Linked DNA regions of Homo sapiens: region 2 is linked to region 1. The links are chromatin loops, found by intact Hi-C in ENCODE. Cell type or tissue: CD4-positive, alpha-beta T cell. All regions are shown on one strand. Links, peaks and the distances in the headings refer to the core of each region. The heading gives the core; the rest is flanking DNA.

Region 1 (12,732 bases), core at 2,867-10,866:
AGTCTCGCTCTGTTGCCCAGGCTGGAGTGCACTGACGCGAACTCGGCTCACTGCAACCTCCGCCTCCCAGGTTCAAGCGATTCTCCTGCCTCAGCCTCCTGAGTAGCTGAGATTACAGGTGCGCGCCATCATGCCCAGCTAATTTTTGTATTTTTAGTAGAGACACGGTTTTGCCATATTGGCCAGGCTTGTCTCAAACTCCTGACCTCGTGATCTGCCCACCTCAGCCTCCCAAAGTGCTAGGATTACAGGCGTGAGCCACCGTGCCAAGCCTAATTTGTTGCTTTTTATCTGAAGCCTTTTAAAATACATACTTTAAAAAAATTATTTTTTTTAAATTTGCACATAACAATTATACAATGCACTGTGATCAGATCAGGGTGATTAGCATATTCATTGTCTCAAACATTTGCCATTTCTTTGTGTTAAGAATAATCAATATTCTCTTTCTAGCTATTTGAAACTGTATAGTAACATTATTGTTAACTATAGTCATTCTACAGTGTTATGAAACACTAGAACTTATTCCTTTTATCTAGCTGTAATTTTCTATCCTTTAACAAATGACTCCCTTTCTCTCCTTCTCCCTACCCTTCCTAGCCTCTAGCATTTTTTGTTCTAATGAGATCAACTCTTTTAAGCTACCACATATGAGTGAGAACATGAGTGGTTTAATTTTCTGTTCCTGGCTTATTTCAGTTAACATAATATCTTCTAGTTCCATCCATGTTACCTTGAATGACAGGATTTTATTCTTTGTATGGCCGAATAGTATTCTATGGTGTATATATAGCACTTTTTCTTTATCCATTCATCTGTTGTCAGACACCTGGGTTGATTCCGTATCTTGGCTATTGTGAACAGTGTTGCAATAAACATGGGGGTACAAATGCTTTTCATATAATGATTTCCTTTCCTTTGGATAAATGCCTAGTAGTAGGATTGCTGGATCATACGGTAGTTCTATTTGTAGTTTTTGAGGAGCTTTTATACTCTTCTTCACAGGGCTTTATTACTTTACATTCTTAAACAACAATGTATAAGAGTTCACTTTTCTCCACATCCTTGCCAGCATTTGTTATTTTTTTGTCTTTTTGATAATAACCATACTAATTGGAGTGAGATGATACCTCATCGTGGTTTTGATTTGCATTTCCCTGATAATTAGTGGAGTTAAGTATTCTTTCATATATTTTTTGACCATACGTATGTCTTCTTTTGAGAAATGTCTGTTCAGATCATTTGCCCATGTTTTAAGTCAGATTATTTGTTTTTTGTTGTAGAAATGTTTGAATGCCTTGTATATTCTGGATTTAGCCCTCTGTTGGTTTGAGAACATTTTCTCCCAATCTGTAGGTTGTGTTTTCACTCTGTTGATTGTTTCCTTTGCTGTGCAGAAAGTTTTTAGATTTTAAAATCCTTCCTCAATTAGTGGCTAATCGCTTTTCTCATTCTTAATCTCGAATATTTTTACTTCCTCCTTTTTTCCTTAATTGGGTTCTCAAGAGGGATTATCTACTGTAGTAGTCTCCTCAAGGAACTTGTAGTTGTTTTATTAGTTTGACTTTGTACTGTTTATTTTTTTCATTAATAAGCTATTTTCTTAACCAAGAGAGGAATATCAGATGCTATAGAAGAAAATATAGTACTATTTAAATACATAAAATCTTAAATCTTCATTATGGCAATATTAATAAAATGCCAGTATATAAATGACATAATTTAGTACATGTTTGTAATACAAATAAACAAGAAAAGCCAATATCTCTATTATATAAAGATCTCTTACTAACGGACAAGAAAAATATAAAAAATGAGCAAATTAGTAAAAAAGAAAGTCTAATACAAAAAGCCAAATTAAAAGAAAACAGAATAAATCATGCTGCTATAAAGACACATGCACACGTATGTTTATTGTGGCACTATTCCAAATAGCAAAGACTTGGAACCAACCCAAATGTCCATCAATGATAGACTGGATTAAGAAAATGTGGCACATATACACCATGGAATACTATGCAGCCATAAAAAAGGATGAGTTCATGTCCTTTATAGGGACATGGATGAAGCTGGAAACCATCATTCTGAGCAAACTATCGCAAGGACAGAAAGCCAAACACCACATGTTCTCACTCATGGGTGGGAATTGAACAATGAGAACACATGGACACAGGGTACAGAACATCACACACTGGGGCCTGCTGGGGGGTGGGGAGATGGGGGAGGGATAGCATTAGGGGATATACCTAATGTAAAGGATGAGTTAACAGGTGCAGCATACCAACATGGCACATGTATACATATGTAACAAACCTTCATGTTGTGCACATGTACCCTAGAACTTAAAGTGAAAAAAAAAAAACAGAAAATCTCAATCTCAAATTCTGTGCCCATTTTAAATTGTATTGTCAGTCTTTTTCTTACTGGTTTTTTAAATTTAATTTGTATTTTTTGGATACAAGTATTTCATCAAATATATATGCATATATGATTTGTTGTTTTTAATATTGCACGTTGCTCAATAATTAGAAGTCATAGCATTATTTTGCTGTTTTCCTTACATATTCAGAGAACGTTATACCAAATGTATACTTATCAAATGTGATTGTTTATCTTTTAAAAGAGATAGAGGAAGCATTTTTCCTAATAGTCTCAGAAAGAAATACATTAACACTTCCAAAGTTTTAGATGAATGCTACAAAGTTTATAAGGCTTCTGAAGTTTTTCAAAACATTAATTTCATACCCTGATCAAGTGAGCTGAAGACAGTTGGAGAAAACATATTTTGGGTTTGTTTATGTACATGTATAATTGATTTAAAGAAACCATTTTTTTTTCCAGGAAATGTTTCTCTTAAAAAATATCTTTCAGTTGTCACAGCTCCCTTCCAGTCATGTGGTTTTTGTGTATACTTGTATTTGCACTAACCCATTTCCTGTGCATGGACTCTGCTTGCCTTTGCTCTTGCTGTGGTAAAAAGAAGTGAAATAGAAATATCACAGCATTGCCCAGAGCTCAGTTTTTGAAAGGGTGTAAGGCAGAGGAAGGAAAGCAATGCAAACTGTGCAGCATTTCTGAAGCCCAAAGCAAAAATGGCAGATTGACTGGTCTTGGGGATGTCTATTCAAATAAAAGCCAGTGGGTTTTTGTTCTTCCCCCCATGATCATTAGAATTTATTAATACAACTAGATTAGGGTTTTTTGTAGCTTTATCTTTTAGCAGTTTCTCATGTGTAGGCTTGAAAATGTGTTTCTGTTCTGAGCTAATCATGAATATTGTCCCCTTTCTCCTTATTTGTTGATTTGCTAGAGGGACAAAAAGAAGTAAAATAGCTATTTTTATTGAAATCTTAAAAGCAATGAGAGAGTCATTATCATGCAACTAGTCTAAAAATTCATAATAAAGTCAAAGTACTTTTTGTAGTTTTTAAAAAGGTGCTATTAGTGTCATCATGTGCACAAAGCTCCAAGCTGACATTAACAAGAGGCCTTCCTAACACTACCACACAGCCTGTTTGCTGTTACAGAAATGCTTAGACTGGAGCTACTTAAAAGCACCTGAGTATGAGTCCCAAGGCTCAATAAAATATTCGAGACCATCCTGGCCAATATGATGAAACGTCGTCTCTACTAAAAATACAAAAATTAGTCCGGTGGTGGCACACACCTTTAGTTCCAGCTACTCAAGGGGCTGAGGCAGGAGAATCACTTGAACTCAGGGGGAGGAGGCTGAAGTGAGCCGAGATCACGCCATTGTACTCCAGCCTGGGTTACCGAGCAAGACTCGTCTCAGAAAAAAAAAGAAAAAAATACACACAGACACACACACACACACACACACACACGTATATGTATTCCATACAGACATCAGGTTGGCACTACCCTTTTCTGCTTTTGTTTTCTTCTATATGTGTGTGTGTGTGTGTGTGTGTGTATATATATATATATTTTTTTTTTTAAATGGAGTTTCACTCTTGTCACCCAGGCTTGAGTGCAATGGGACAATCTTGGCTCACTGCAACCTCTGCCTTCTGGGTTCAAGCTATTTTCCTCCCTCAGCCTCCCTAGTAGCTGGGATTACAGGCACCTGCTACCACGCCTGCTAATTTTTGTATTTTTCATAGTGATGGGGTTTCATCATATCAGCCAGGCTGGTCTCGAACTCCTGACCTCAGGTGATCCACCTGCCTTAGCCTCCCAAAGTGTTGGGATTATAGGCGTGAGCGACTGTGCCTGGCCTTTGCTTCAATATTTATCCAACCAATTTTGATCAGTTGGATGACATTTACCTGTGAAAGTCAAACCTAGTAGTTAGTGTGTGAATCTACTTAATTGGCTTTAATTCAGTTGTTGGATGTATATTCTCTTGTTGAATTCACATTTTGGGCTGGGGTAGAGTGCCTGATGTATGATGCTAAGTCTGATTTTGAAAACTGCTGGGGCTATGCTTGCCTATGAGTGAATCAAAGCATTTCAGAGATTGTCAAAGCTGGAAGTGGGCCCAGCCCGGTGGCTCATGCCTGTACTCCCAGCACTTTGGGAGGCTGAAGTGGGGGAATCACTGGAGGTCAGGAGTTTGAGATCAGCCTGGCCAATATGGTGAAATCCCATTTATCTCTACTAAAAATACAAAAAAAATTAGCCGGGTATGGTAACAGGCGCCTCTAATCCCAGCTACTTGGGAAGCTGATGCAGGAGAATCACTTGAACCAAGGATGCAGAGGTTGCAGTGAGCCGAGATGGCGCCACTGCACTCCACTCCAGCCTGGCCCACACAGTGAGACTCCGTCTCAAAAAAAAAAAAAAAAAAAAAAAGCCGGAAGTGGCAGAGAAATTAAGCCATTTTGTTGTTGTTGTTGCTTTGCTTTGTTTTTATTGTTCCATTTTATAGGAAAGGAAGTAAAAACTCGAAAGCTAAGTGCTATATCTTAGATCAACTAGTTAGTGACAAAGCTGTTTTGTGGCAAAGGTAGAAATGCTACCAAGATGTACTAGTTTAGGGCTTAACCCAGTATACCATGAAGCCAGAAACATGAAGGGGAGGAAAGTTAAAGGCTAATAGCAGTGTTCTAGAAATACAGCACAGAACTGCTGGAGTCATCATCCTACCTACAAGGTCATGAATGGGACCAGGGAGGGACACCAATATCTGATATTTCCTTTTGTCTCATTTTTTTCCCCTGGCACTTCTCATATTTCAAGATTCAGATCTGAAACCATCTCCCTTAGGAGGTGTTTTCTCCTAGATCCATTCACATGCAAGTATAGCCCAAGCAGTTTTTTACCAGGAGACTCAGCAGTGTACATCTGTTAGATGCTCTCCTACATAATAAGATACTGTCTGTGTATTTTAGTTTTTTGTCCACTTGTCCTCTCTTCCATTAATAATAACTGCTATTAATCATTGAATACCTACCATGTACTAGACATTTTACCAAAATGTCTTTATAAAAGGTGAGTTGAGTTCTTGAAGAACCCTCCAAATTAGCTATGAGTATTTCTATTTTTACAGGTGAGGAAATGAGGTTTATACTAAGTGGTTTGACCAAGGTCATATCTAGTAAGCAGGAGAACCAAGATGAGAAATTGTATTTGTCAGGCTCCAAATCTCAAGTCATTTCTATGTGTTATACTGAATAAATTTAGGGTCTGATGACAGTGATAATGGATACTAGGTTTCCCTCATCATCCATCCCACTGCCCTTCTGACCTAGGGTAGTGAGGTTGGAAAGCTAAAACCCTACATTTCTCAAGCTCTCCTGAATCTAGGATTCTGAGTATGGTGTCAGGTCTGCCAAATAGAAGCACTTGTGTGGATTTGGAAGGCACACTGAAGTGCTAGCCACCCTCCAGCTGGGAAGCAAGGCAGGAAGGGATGTGAATGTTTAGAGGCAGTTTTGAAGTCCAAACTCAAAAATTCAGTGTGCTGTCACCAGCCATCAGGTTTAAGAGGCAGTTGAGGCAGTGACTGTGGTAGCAGCCACAGACACTTCCTGACATCTGAAACACAGTTATTATGAGGTGGACTCAGTAGTCCAGTAGGGGCCCCTGAGCGGGGGTTCATCTTGCCATTCCAATGATTTTATAAAAATACATTCTTGTATTAAATTGCTTGGCTTCAAATACCTAATGCTATACTACTATTTCAGATATCTATCATTACATAAAAAACCACTCCAAAACTCTGTGAAGCAAAACAAAGGTGATTCTGGGTTTGGTTGGAATCAGCTGGGCAGTTCTGACTCCCATGGTTTTCTGGGATCACTCATGTGACTACATTCAGCTAGGAGCTCTTTGAGGCTGGAACACCTAAGCCACTCTCACATGTCTGCAGAGGTGCCTTGGTACATTTCCTTATGGCCTCTCTTTCCACATGGCCTTTTGTCACTCAGTAGTTTGATCTGAGATTCCTTAGATGGTAGCTGGTTTTCAAGAAGGTGAAGCTTCCATGCCTCTGAAGGTCTAGATCTAGAAGTAATTCACTACATTCTTTTGGTCAAAGCAAGTTATGAGGCAAGCGCAGACCAAGACTCCATCTCCTGGTAGGAGGAGTGGTATGTATGTACCATAGTTACCACAAGGGCCAGATGTGAATCTAGGGAAGCAGGACCAGTGATTGGATACCCAAGTTAGACACAAGTTAACCTGCTTCTAAGCAGGATAAATACAAGTGAAAAATAGAAAAATCTGAGATCAACATGAACAAGAGAATGGATTTAGGTAGGAGGGAGTCTGTCCAAAGCTCTCATTCTCCCATTGTAATTCTGCACAGTGCATTTTATCATCTGTTTATGCAGCAAAATTTGTTTAGTATATAGTACTTGAATTAATCCATTCTAGTATAAATAAGTTCTACCTTCAAGGAGATAAATAAAAGAGTATGATACAATCTACAAACACATACAGTGACTCACTAGCTCTGCTAGGCAGTCAGGAAACCAGTCTAGGCAAGGTCACCCTTAAGGACGGGCTTCTTTCACTTAGTGAAATACATTTAAGCTTCTTTTATATCTGTTTAGGCTTGATAGCTCATTTCTTTTTAGAGCCAAATACAAAATATTATTGCATTGTATAGATGTACCACAGCTTAATTTATATATTTACCTACATTCACCAAAGACATCTTAGTTCAAGTTTTGGCAATTAAGAATAAACCTGCTATCATACACATCTGCATGCAGGATTTTGTTCGTATGTAAGTTTTCAATTTATTTGGTAAATAACAATTGAAGATAGTTTGACAATTTCTTACAAAATTGAGTATACTCCTACCATTCATCCAGCAATACATCCAGTAAATATCAAGGAGCATGATTGCTGGATGTATGGTAAAACATGTTTAGTTTTGTAAGAAATTGCCAAACTGTCTTCCAAAGTGGCTGAACCATTTTACATTCCCAACAGCAATAAATGAGAATTCCTTTTACTTCACATTCTTCCAGTATTTGGTGTTGTTCTTGTTAAATATTTTGCCCATTTTAAAATCAGGTTGTTCATTTACTTATGGTTGATCTTTATGAGTTATTCGTGTATTTTGGATAACAGACCTTTATCAGATAGCCTTTTGCAATTTTTTCTCCTAGAATGTAACTTGTCTTTTCATTCTCATTTTCTTGATAGTGTCTTTCATAGAAGAATTTTTTAAAAATTTTAAAAAGTTGCTATGATTTGATTGTGTTCCCCAGAGTCCATGTGTTGGAAAATCAATCCCAAATGAGAGATGGAACTTTCAAGAGGTGATTAATACCGTTGTTGTGGGAGTGGGTTAGTAATCTTGAGAGTGGGTTACCAATAAAATAATGAGTTAGGCCTCTTCTCTCTTGTGCATGCTGTCTTGCCCTTCTACCTTCCTCTACGGGATAATGCAGCAAGAAGGGCTTTGCCAGATGCAGTCCCTTCTACCCTGGACTCCCCAGCCTCCTGAACTGTAAGAAATAAATCTCTGTTCTTTATAAATTACTCAATTTCAGGTATTCTGTTATAGCAGCACATGTTGGAATGAGATAGAAGTTCAACTTATCAATTGTTTCTTTCATGAATTATGTTTTTGGTATTTTATCTAAAAACTTATCATCAAATTCAAAGTCGTCTAGATTTTCTCCGATGTTATCTTCTAGAAGTTTTATAGTTTGCACTTGGCAATTAGGTCTATGACACATTTTGATTTAATTTTTGTGAAAGGTATAACACCTGTGTTTAGAATTTTATTTTTGTTTGCATGTGGATATTCAGCTGTTTCAGCACCATTTCTTTAAAAGGCTATCTTTTTTCCATTGAATTGCCTTTGCCCCTTTGTCAAAAATCAGTTGACTATATTGTGTGGGTCTATTTCTGGGCTGTCTCTTTTGTTCTGTTGAATTATTTGTTTATTTGTTCACCAATGCAATACAGTCTTCATTATTGCATCTTTATAGTAAGTCTTAAAGTTAGGTAGCATCAGTCCTCTGACTTTGTTTCCCTCTTTCAATATTGCATTGGCTATTATGATTATTTCTTTTGCTTTCCCATATAAACTTTAGAATTAGTTTGTCAATATTCATTAAGTAACTTGTTGGGGCTTTCATTAGGGTTGAGATGAATCTATAGATTAAATTGAGAAGAACTGACATCTCGCCAATATTGACTCTTCCTATCCATGAATGTAAAATATGTCTTCACTTATTTAATTATCTGAGTTATTTCATCAGGATTTGGTAGCTTTTCTTGTACAAATTTTATTCATACTTTGCCAGATATAAATCTAAATATCTCATTTTTGTGAGTGCTAATGTAAATGATAGTATGTTTTTAATGTGAAATTCTAATTGTTCCTTGTTGGTATATAGGAAAATGATTGGCTTCTGTAAATTAACCTAATATCCTGTAACCTTGCTATAATTACTTATTGCTTCCAGGAGATTGTTTTTATCAATTCTTTTGGATTTTCTACATAGATGATTATGTCATTTGTGAAAAAAGACATTCTATTTCTTCCTTCCCAATCTGTATACCTTTTATTTACTCTTCTTGTCTTACTGCGTTGGTTAGGACTTACAGTACAAGGTTAAAAAGGAATGGTGAAAGGAGACATCCTTGCCTTGACCCTGATTTTAAAGGGATAGCTTCTAGTTTCTCACTAGTATGCTAGTTGTACTTTTTTGTAGATATTCTAACAAGTCAAGGAAGTTCTCCTCTATTCCTTTTTTGCTGAGAGTTTTTATCATGAATCTGTGTTGGATTTTTTCAAATGCTTTCTCTGCATCTGTTGATATGATCATGTGGATTTTGCTCTTTAACCTGCTGAAGTTATGATTACATTAATTGATCTTCAAATGTTTAACCAGCCTTGGGATGATAAAATCCCTGGAATAAATCCCACTTGGTCATGGTATATAATTCTTTTTTACATTTGGATTAGATTTGCTAATATTTTGTTGAGAAGCTTTACACCTATGTTCATGAGAGATATTGGTCTGCAGTATTCTTTTCTTGTAATGTCTTTGTTTGGTTTTGATATTACGATAATGCTAGCCTCATAGAATGAGTTAGGATGTGTTCTTTGCTTCTATCTTCCAAAAAAAAAAATTGCGTAGAATCAGTACAATTTCTTAAATGTTTGACAGGATTCACCAGTAAGCACAGTTAGGCCTGGCACTTTCAGTTTTGGAAGGTTATTAATTATTGATTGAAATTCTTTAATATAGATATATAATATAAAATATAAGCCTATTCAGACTGCATATTTCTTCTGGTATAAATTTTGGTAGATTATGTCTTTTAAGAAGTTGGTCCATTTCATCTCAATTGTCAAATTTGTGGTCCTAGAGTTAATAGTATTGCTTTATTACTTTTTGATGTCCGTGGGACCTGTAGTGATATCTCCTTTTTCATTTCGATATTGGTAATTTGTATCTTCTCTTTTCTTCTTAGTTAGCCTGGCTAAAGATTTACAGGTTTTGTTATTATCTTATTTGTTTGTTTTTGTTTTTATTTTATTGAGAGGGAGTCTTGCTCTGTCACCCAGGCTGGAGTGCAGTGGTGTGATCTCAGCTCACTGCAACCTCCACCTACTGAGTTCAAGCGATTCTTCTGCCTCAGCCTCCCAAGTAGCTGGGACTACAGGCACCCGCCACCACGTCCGGCTATTGTATTTTTAGTAGAGATGGGGTTTCACCATATTGGCCAGGCTGGTCTCCAACTCCTGACCTTGTGATCTGCCCACCTCGGCTGACTTACTGGTTTTATCAATCTTTTCAAAGAACCAGGTTTGGTTTTGTTGATTTTCTCTGTTAATTTTTTATTTTCAATTCAATTTATTTAATTTATTTAATTAAATTGTTTTTAAAATTTCTTTTCTCCTAGTTTATTTGGACTTCATTTGTTCTTTTTTTTTTTTGCAGTTTTCTAAGGTGGAAATTTAGATTATTAATTTAAAATCTTTTCTAATATATTTGTTAAATATAAATTGCTCTTAAGCATTGGTTTCACTGCATCCCACATATTTTGATGTCATATTTTCATTTCACTTTATGCATTCTTTTTAAAAAATATGGAACATATATTAAAATTAACAGGTACTTGGGGAAAAAGGAATACACAGATAATACCGAAAATTGTAATTCTGTAAAATTTATTCCCTTTTCACGTACAAAAATACTACAAATCAATGGCAAAGATATAAATTTAAAGTTACCATATGTTTTGAAATTTAGAAATATACTTTTAAATATATTAAAAATCATAATGGAAATTAGATAATAGGTTGAGCTGATCTATAATATATATACTTTATATAAAATCACATGACATGTCTAAATCAGCACTTTGAAGGAAATTTATATCCTTATATTCTTATATTAATTAAAAACCCTAACAATTAGCAAGCTACATACCCTTTATAAGAAATTAGAAAATAGTAGCAAAATAAACCCAAAGAAAGTAGAAAGTAGACAATAATAAAAATGACAGCACAAATTAATGAAATAGGATACAAACATACAATGGAGAGACTTAACAAAGGCAAAATGGCTTTTTCAAGAAAAAAATGGTAAACCCCTAGGGAGACTGATCAAGACAATAGAAGAGAAGGCACACATAACCAACAGCAGGGTTATAATAAAATCCTACAGTAGATTATTAGAGGATATAATAAATAGAAAATCATTAATGACCAGCATAAATTTAAAAATTAGGAAACAAACTTGTGGCAAAAGCTAGAAAATTTACATGACATGGGAAAATTCCTGGAAAAATTTAGATTTAAAACTGACTTAATATGCAATAGAATATCACAAGGGTTCTCTAATCACTCAGGTAAATTGACTAAATCCATTATTGAAAAAATATTTCAGGCCCAGTGACTTTTCTGGGCAGTTCTATTTAACACTCAATGAAGAAGTAATTGCAAAATTATACATGAGCTTCTAAAGAATTCAAAAAGGAGCTACAAACTCCAGCTCATTTTATCAGGCTAGCACAACCTTGAGAGCATACACCAAAATGATAATATGAACGAATACAAATTACAGTTCAATCTAACTTGTGAACATAGGTTAAAAATATTTACAAAATATTAGCAAACAGAGCCTGAGTCAAAGATGTCTTTATGTTATGAACACATAGTTGATATAGCAGTTTAGACCCATTTATGCCTAGTGTTCCATTATTGGAACGTTAAGCATTTGGGAGTTATTTATACTCTACTGCTCAAGGTCATTGCCAAGGTCTGATTGCAAAAATTCAAAAAATTGCAAACTCAGGCATAGATGGGTTAAAATGAATAGATTTTTGTGACAGGATAAAGGAGAAAAAAATCATATGACCAACTCAATGATGCTGAAAAAGACATTTGATAAAATTATAGATTTCATGATATAAAATATCTTGCAAACAAAAAAAATGGAAGTTCCTGTATCTAAAAAAGGGAGTCTATATTTGAACAAACTAGTTACCAACAAAACAACTATTAAAAATATAACCTAATGGTGAATCAGGATTATATTGGGAGAAAGAAAGAAATTTTTACACAGTCACTACTAAGTTTCATTCAGTATTTTTCTTGGCATTCTACGTGGCAAAATATGGCAAAAAACAAACCAAACCAAATGTGTCTATAGGTCTTACAAGAGAAGACTAGAAATTGTGATTCACAGAGAATATGGTTGAGTAGTTAGTTACAAGAGTCAAAAGAATGTACTAATTACTAAATTACCAAATACTAAAGTTAATGAGAGATTAGCAAGTTTGCTGTATACTTATATAAAAATCAGTAATAAAATAACAAGTCAATCAATAATAATATGCAGAAATAGAAACAGAAAGAAAAAGTTTAAAAGATGCCATTTTAAATAGCATAAAAAGTGATGAGTAAATCGAAAATTTTAGTGAGTCAGCTAAGGGGAAAAATACAAAACTTTTAATGAGATCTAAATGCATAGAGAAATATACAACACTTATTGATTAGAAATGTCAACATTATAATGATGTCAGTTGTCACCAAATTGATTACCAATTGAAAACCAACTAAAAACTCATAAGTTTTACTTCTCTTGTAGAATTTGGCTTTTTAAAGGAGCTTGTGCAATTGTATCTTTTTTTCCTTGTTGTGGAGCAATTCCAGCCTCATCCCTCAGTAGCATGAGTGGGTTTCTTCTTCAAGGCCGGCAATGAAGGAAAGGCAAAAAAAGAAAAATGCTGTTAGCATCTAGAGCAGGGTAGAAGTTATTATCTCAATAGGTCCTGCTGGACAGCCTA
Region 2 (8,000 bases), core at 1-8,000, 47 kb before region 1:
TGTTAGTATATACTTAACAAAATCCTTTTAATCAATGACTACCTTTTTTCCATAAAATTTCATTTTAAACTAAAACTGTATTCTTTGACGTAAACAGGACAACAGTATCACTTGTAAAAAACAGAATAACTGAAAGTAATGGTATAATACAAGGACAAAATTAAATAAATGTTGCCATTCAGTTTTAGTTCAATGTTGTTGTCTACCAAAGTTTCTAAGCCCAAGCCCACTCGGTCTTTGTGTGAAGGGGAAGAATTGCAAATATTAGGCAAGCGTTATGGACAAACTAATGTTAAATTGAGACTTTATCCTCAGTGTAATCTGAAGTTTGAAAGATAACTGAAACAAAATCTTCCACACAATATGATCCAATGTTATTTAAAGCTGTGTATGAAACCACCCAAAATAATTTAGAGATTATCCATGTGTCTAATTTAACAAAGTCAAGAGAGAGCTGATGCTCACTGCCAAAGACCACCCTCTAGGGTGTACAAAAACATCTTGGAGGTTTTTATTAGGTGCCTCATGAAATAGAGTGGAAAGAGTGAAGATGGGTATTAATATTTTTTGGAGGGGTGAGTATGGATAGGTGAGGTAATTTTCTAGGCAGAGCAAACACATTATAAATATATTTTAAATATTTGACCAATACGAAAACCATCTTCATTCTTCTCCCCACCTTTACTTTATGGACTGTTTCCATACCTTCCATTTATGGCCATCTTAGTTTGAGTGGCATGGGTTAGTATAAAATCCCCTAGTGGTTTCCTAACTGCAATTCTTGTCTTTTTTAGATTAAGCTTACACATTTACTTATATCACAGCTTTAGCTGAAAAGCTTCAAAATCTCCCTCAAGTTCATCAAATGATCCAAATGAGGAGGAACGTACAAAGGCCCCTTTTAATCAGGCTCTTATCTGCTAGGTAAACCTAATAAGTTCTGCTCCATTTCTTAAATGTCGACATACCTCCCATTTATGTTTTAGCCCCTGCCACTTTTTGCACTTAGAGTTCCTCTCAATGCTTCCAATCAAAATCCTTCATTTTTCAAAGACCAGTTCAAAGAGCACACTTGCTGAGGTCCTGTGATGAAGGTAATGTCTCTGTCTTCTAAGCCGTTCTAGTCCTCCTACTACACCTATCACACACTGTCTAACATGAGTTATTTGAGTACATCTCTTATTTGTATTGATGGTTTCAATCTATGTTTGGAGAAATAAAAGGAGCAAGGAAGGAATAAACATGCAGATTAGAGTTGAGAAACATTGATGGATATCAGAGTTAATCTCTCATGTTGTTTCTGTCCTCTCAAAGTCAATGACCTGTGCATACAAAGGGTAAAGTGAACCTTGAAAAGGGGGAAATAAAATCCCCAGTTTTAAGACAGTACTAGCAGTCCTGAGGACTTGAACTTCAAGCCATTAGATTACACTGAGGTGTGCTGAGCCAACTCACCTAACTGCAGTCAAGAGCTCTCAGGATGTGTGAAGACAGGCTAGAAGGTTTGAGAATGCATAAATGTGTCACAAAATGTATGAAAGGAACGTGAGATAGATTCTGCAATCCATCATCTTGCTTTCTGTTTACTTCTAGTAAATTTCTAGAGTGGACATTAACAGGATGATTTGTCAGCTCTTACGAAAGAAAAAGGTGGTTAGCAGGTACTAGTGCAGATCACTAAGACCAAATTAAGTCATGATAATCTTATTTCCTTTTCCCTGGCCTGAGATGAGAAGATTGTATGAGTTTTATGAAGGTATATAATAAGAACTCTGAGATGTTTTTGTACCTCCCAGAAGGTGGTTTCTAGCAGTAAGCATTACAACTCTCTCTTGACTTTGTTAAATTAGATGCATGCATAAATAAAACCTGTAAATAGTCCATGAGGCCAACATTGTTGTAAATAAACTGAAGTTTAAAGCAGACTTAGTAGGTTGACATAACTAGAACCCATAATATTCCCACATGCAAGTTAAGTCTAAGAAGTTGTACTTTAAGGAGGATTAAAAGAAGATCCTGATTTACATAAAAGTTAAAAGGATATAAAAGAAAGACATGATTTAACAGTGCATTTGTGAAAAAGACTTGGGCATCAATATAAACCAACCTGATGAGGAATCTAATATTAAGTTGTATTAGAAGAAAACATAGTATTTAGAATAAAAAAGGTGGTGATCCTGGTTTTCATGGCAGTGATGAAACTTGAAATATTGTGTTTAATTCTTGGAGACAGATTAGGAAGGATACAGACAAGCAGGACCGATTGCAAGGAGAGCAATGAAGACATTAAAAAACATCCACAAAAAAGTCCGGAAGAATGATGGTTAGCTTTGGAAAGATAAGACTACAACAGGCTTGACAATTGTTTTTGAAAACTTAAAAATGGTCATGTAAAAAAGAATTACGCCTAATTGTGAGCATGATCAGGGATATGCATTCTGTTCTTTAAGAAATGCTGCTATCATCTAATTTTTTTTTTTCAATGGAGTGGGGGCAAATAAAAGTAAAGTGACTTTCCACGCATAGCAGATCCAATATGCTCAAATGTCACCCAAAGGAGTAGAGTTAAAGCCATGGCTGGAAGTTCATGAGCATCAATCCTGACTCAGTATATTGAAGAGTATTTTAGAAGTAAAAGCTGTACCAAACATGGGATTAGTCTTCTTGTCATTCATTCATAAACTTTTTATTTCTTTAGAGATGAGGTCTTGCTATGTTGCCCAGGGTGGACTCAAATTCCTGGGCTCAACTGATCCTCTCTCCTCAACCTCCAGAGTAGCTAGGACTACAGGCATGGGTCACTGTGCCCTGCCGAGAATTCACAAACATTTCTTGAGTGAAGACTCTTTGTTATGCATGGTGCTAGATTGTGAGTAGTGGACACTTTTTCTTCTGAGGCAGTCTTATATCAACACTTTATGCTGACTTTGTAAGAATATTCATGTTTTAAGAAGATACACAAAAACTATTTATTTAGCATTTATGGGTTTCAGTGATCAGCTGGCATTTTCTTTTCCTCAGAATTTAAAATATCTTCTGTAGGCTAACCAAAATATCACTGGGTAACTACCTACATTTCCTTTGAATTGGCAGTTGGGAGCACTGGTATCACTTCCTCTACCAAACTGTACAGAACTACTGTTATGTACCAAAGACCATAAATCACAGAGTTGCTGGGATTGTGAAAAAAATATTGAGACTGGCTGTCTCATCTTACAAATAAGGAAACCAAAGTCCAAGTGGGGCAAGTACTACCTGTAATGACATATCCAAAATGAGAGCACAGGTCCACTGAATCGTCCTTAGTACTCTATCCAATGCTCCACTATCTGCCCATAATATCCCACAGGTTACTATGTGTCGACACAAAGATAGACTAGGATTGACCTGAACAAACAGCCACAGTTATGTTAAACAAGCACCGTTTCCACCTCTCATAAGCTGTGTCTGATTTGCCATAAATCTCAAGCCAAATACGTCCAGTGAGTTGTACATTTATCATGTTAAGATGAAGGCTCTACTGGTGATAGATTTACTAAAAATATTCCAATCTTGTAATCTAAAGGACTTCAGCCTCAGGTGATATGGGGCCAGCAGCCAACATTGGAAAGACCACATCATGAAGTGAGGCTATACCGCCCTCTAGGGAGAGATGCTTGAAAAACCAGGGTCGACGCCTAAGTAAGGGGGTCACAGATTAGGTTTAAGTGGTTAAAATTTTATGTCTTCACAAAAAGTTTCCAACTACAGAAGAGTATTTAATTTTTCGCTAAGATGTAATATTCTACCTACCAAGAAAATCAATCACTGAATCAAAATATTAAAAAATAGGTGATATTAAGTTCTATAACAGTAAAACCTTAAGAAGGGAAGCTCTCTGAACATTAAAATACTCAGCCGAATTTCTAAATTAGTAAGACTTCAAAAAAGAAGACCATAATATCCACTATGTCCACTTATTAGCTTCAATCAAATAAGAGATTACTTTTGCAATTATTCTTCATGCAAAAAGATCTGTTAATCTCCCTGAGTGTCTCCCTACAAATCTCATTTCACCTGGGTGGCTCTTGGCAAGGTTAGCAGAATGTCGTCTGCAGAGAAGAAATGCAGAAATGCAGTTGAAGGGAACAATGACAAAGGCAAGCCCTAAGGCAAAAAAAAAAAAAGAAAGAAAAAAGAAAACAACAACAAAAACATGAAAACTGTATTCAGAGTTTGCTTACAAAGAGAAAACTCTCCAAAGCAATGAACTGAAACTGGCCACTGGAAAGACTTGTTTATAGATGTTCATTTTGACTCAATAGTACGCTGGAGTCCTACTCTTTATTTAATGATATGGTCAAGTCATGCAGGCTGATGTGGATGTGATCAGAGAGACTAACAAGAGTCTTTGTGTTGCCCTCCTGCATAGTTGAGGGATTAGATTTCTTTAAGAGTTGTACTGGTTAACCGTTAACTGAGTAACAAACTGCCCCAAACACTCAGGGGCATAGAAAAAAATGCAGCCATTTTTTCATGTGGCTAAGGAGCCTAAAGGTTGTCTGGGCAGTTCTTCTGGCATTGGCTGGGGCTTTACTCATGCATCTGCAGTCAGCTGCAGGTCCACTAGGCAGTTCTGAGGGTGTGTGGGGCCTTGGCTAGAATAACCAGGTAGATTCAGCTCTTTTCCTTAAATCTCATCTGCCAGCAACCAAGCCAGGCATTTTCCTATGGCAATGGCAGAGGATCAAGAGAGGAAGAAGAGGCAGTCAAGAACCTTTTAAGCCTTGCTGTGTTTAGTTTATTAGTGTCTCATGGGCCAAAGCAAATTTTAACAAGAAGCCTAAACTCAGTGTGGGAGGGCACCCCCAAAGGGCCTGGATAGAGAGAAGTATGAAGAACTGGGGAGGTGAATGCAATTAATTTGCCAGGCCAGGGGACAGAATCTTATATTGTCCCCTAGACAACCTAGAGGAAAATATAAAATTCTGTCTCCTGGCCTGGTAAACTGATACCTTAGAGGCATTTGCTTTGTGTGTATCTTAGATAAAATGCCTCCAAGGTATCAGTCACTGGTACCCTAGCTGACATCAGTTTCTTTTAGAAGAGCAGACTTTGAGAAAGGGAAGGGACACTGGGAAAGGGAACGTAAGATCAGTTCAGGCACTTCATCTTTTGATTCAAATAAGACAGTTCATACAATTTTGGGGGTTAACATTATTACAGAATGAATTAGAGTTGGGAATATAGATTAAAAGTTGAAAAAGAAATACAGAAAAGCAAATCAAAATTTTTTTTCAAAGACAGACATCAACTAATGCAGAATGAGAAACAAGATAAATCCTGCAAAACTTTTCCAAGGAAGCATTCAGCCTCTATCAAATGGGTCAGCTAAGAAGCTAAACGGCACAGCAAGGACATACTGATCCCATCATCTTCATGGTTCTAAATCAAACCAAACGTAGGTAAAAGGCCTGATATCTTCTCAGCTGATGAGTCAAATACTTCGAAGGGAAAATATAGTAAAATATTTCAAGGTTTGGAAGACAGCTTGGCTGTGACACATTCTGACTCACAACAAGTCATGAGTTTTCTGACAAAGCAAAAGTAGTGATGGAAAATATTGATATGATATCTATCATAGCATATGTATATAGTCAAAGTTCTTTCACAGCAAGCAAGTGTTGCCAAATGATCAGTTCAAAGAAGATTTCACGCCAATGAAGATGATTACAAAAAGGAAAAAGAGGCAATGTCGCAGTAGTTGCCAGAAAGGACTTACGGCTTTTCAGGTAGGTAGATAAGTCACAGGTACAAAGAAAAAATGAGATAGAAGCACATATTTGCCACACAAATAAACCTGCTAGAAGTATTCATGCTGGAAGTTTCAGCTTCCTAAAGTGACTCTTTCCATAGCCAGAGAGAAAAGAGGTTGCAAGATCAAGTTACTTTAAAGAAGAAATGAAATTCAAATTAAATTAACTCTTAGAGTGTTGAATATTGACATCAATGCCACCAGCCAATGTGAAGGTAAAGAGAGGCCTGCAGTTATGACTTCAGGACATACATGGCTTTCTTATAAAATGTTTATGTTGGCAGTTTTACTGCAAATAATACCTTCGAAACTGAAATGCATCTATTTAATCCTGATTTTTAAACAGTAAAGACTCTGAACTTTAGCAAAGAAAATCAACCAAGTCAAGTCCAGAGTTGGGTGCAGTTGAATGAAAGGAAGACGTTGGGGCTTGCAGGGACATCTGGCTTCCAGCAGGGAGGCCACGTCAATATGCAAATTGCCACAGGCATTATAAAATGGCACCCAAAATGTTAGGCTCTGCAAGAACGGTCTAGCTGCCCTTAGCTACAGCGTAAGCCGAAGTACCCAGAGTCAAAACGACCTGAGCTGCTCTGTGGGACATGCCCCAACGAGAACATCATCAGGGCAAGCTCAATGCACATACGCAACTGAATTAAAAACGAGCTCACATGTACTGTCGGGAAGAAGAAAAATAAGCCTTCTAAATTCATTCAGCAGAGAGTAGGACTTGAAAATGGCTTTGCCCAATATTATTATTATCAATAATAATTCAGTATTATGCATATCATGTCTCCAGATTTCTCAGAATGAGGCCCCACTCATTCAGAATTTGAAATCCATAAGCAGGGTGAAAATATTTCCTCTGGCTATGCTAAGGGAAACTTGAGGCCCAGACACTTAGACTTGCCATCAGTTCCACTGAGTTGGTAGCTTAACGGCTCTTTGCTCAGAGGTTTTAACCTCTGCTCTGGACCAGACTGAAATGAACAGTAATCGCATATGCTCCTTTCACACGAACCAAAAGCTGAACGTACCCTGAATTACCTCTTTGTTAAATAAGGAGGTTTAAAAAGCATTTGCAGGCATGCATGTCAATTAGGGACAATACATCAATCATCCAGAGCATGCTTCCAAGTTCATTTTATTTCAGTAATAATTTTGTACTAAATTCCATCCGCCTCTACTTTACTTTCAAAATAGGATGAAGACAATTCCCAAATTCTTTAATATACTTGTATAGTGCTTGCTTTTTCAGTTTTATAACCAGCTTTTAAAAAATTGTAGTGCCAATAGAAATTGGCTTCTCCATCAGATAGTCCAAAAGAGATTATTAACATATAGCTCCCTAGAGTTAGCAAGGCATTTACAAGTTGCAAAGCATTTATCTCATTTGATGCACATAACTCATAATAATAATAATGGTTAACAATTATGTTGTATAATAGATACAATCCTAAACATTACTTGCTGTTTAAACAAACTAATCTTTACAAAAACTATAAAATAGGTATGATTTTTATTCCCATTTGTACAAAAAAGAAAATTAAAGCCCAGGAAGGTCCTATTAGTTGTTTAATGCCACAGAGGCTAATATTCATAAGCCTTAGTTCCATATTAAAACATTTAGTTTTAGCTTATGTATTAAATAATTGAGCTTCTATTAGATTACCACTTCGCTATGATGGCAGGGTGTTACTATACTTTTAAAGAAGTCTTTTCCAGAGTGCTTTGTTATTTCCCTGTAATCAGGACCAAATTCCTCTTTTGAACATTAATTTAACTGGGTACTTTTCTTAGTATTCATTTTCCTCATATTTCCTGGAACTTTAGTCTGCAGATTAATCTTGAGTCAGATTAATCAGTGAGTCCTGATTAGTCCTTTGAGTTAGTTCACATCAGGGAGATTGCACAAATCATTTCTTTGTTAAAATCAAACCACATTCCCTTTTACTGCCAGTTAGTATATAAAATTTTCAGTACCCTATAGGAAAGTAATCACTTACCTATTGGATGACAAGCATCATCAAAATCTCCTGACTATAAAGGTCCCTGATCACTCAAAAGTACATCCACTGGTGCTTGTATAGTTAAGTGTGCAGCTGTGAAATGTACGTCAAGGTTCACAGTATCCGAAAGTACTATGTCTCAGAAATGGCTCCACAAGTTTAGTTAAATCCCATTTATTAACTGGTGTTTCTCTTAA

Evidence for each region. A loop is a pair of places that touch in the nucleus more often than their neighbours do. Peaks named below come from ENCODE experiments on the same cell type or tissue, not always from the same donor. Only the 100,000 strongest peaks of a DNase experiment are listed, where the experiment ranks them.
Region 2: a loop joins it to region 1, with 3 times the contacts of the local background. A loop is called at or near these places in 11 of 110 quality-filtered maps.

Annotation. Positions count from the first base shown.
Region 1 is chr2:225,049,949-225,062,680 of GRCh38, forward strand. No RefSeq gene overlaps it. Among named protein-coding and RNA genes, the nearest start is that of DOCK10, 14 kb to the left of the region's middle. In CD4-positive, alpha-beta T cell, for the core only: no CTCF peak of the experiment used is centred there; DNase peaks (open chromatin) are centred at 2,943 and 6,943; H3K27ac peaks cover 2,781 bases.
Region 2 is chr2:225,005,486-225,013,485 of GRCh38, forward strand. The region is part of intron 1 of DOCK10 (dedicator of cytokinesis 10); the gene reads right to left. MIR4439 (microRNA 4439) reads right to left here and starts at 5,055; the gene lies at 4,976-5,055. In CD4-positive, alpha-beta T cell, for the core only: a CTCF peak has its summit at 3,687; a DNase peak (open chromatin) is centred at 3,626.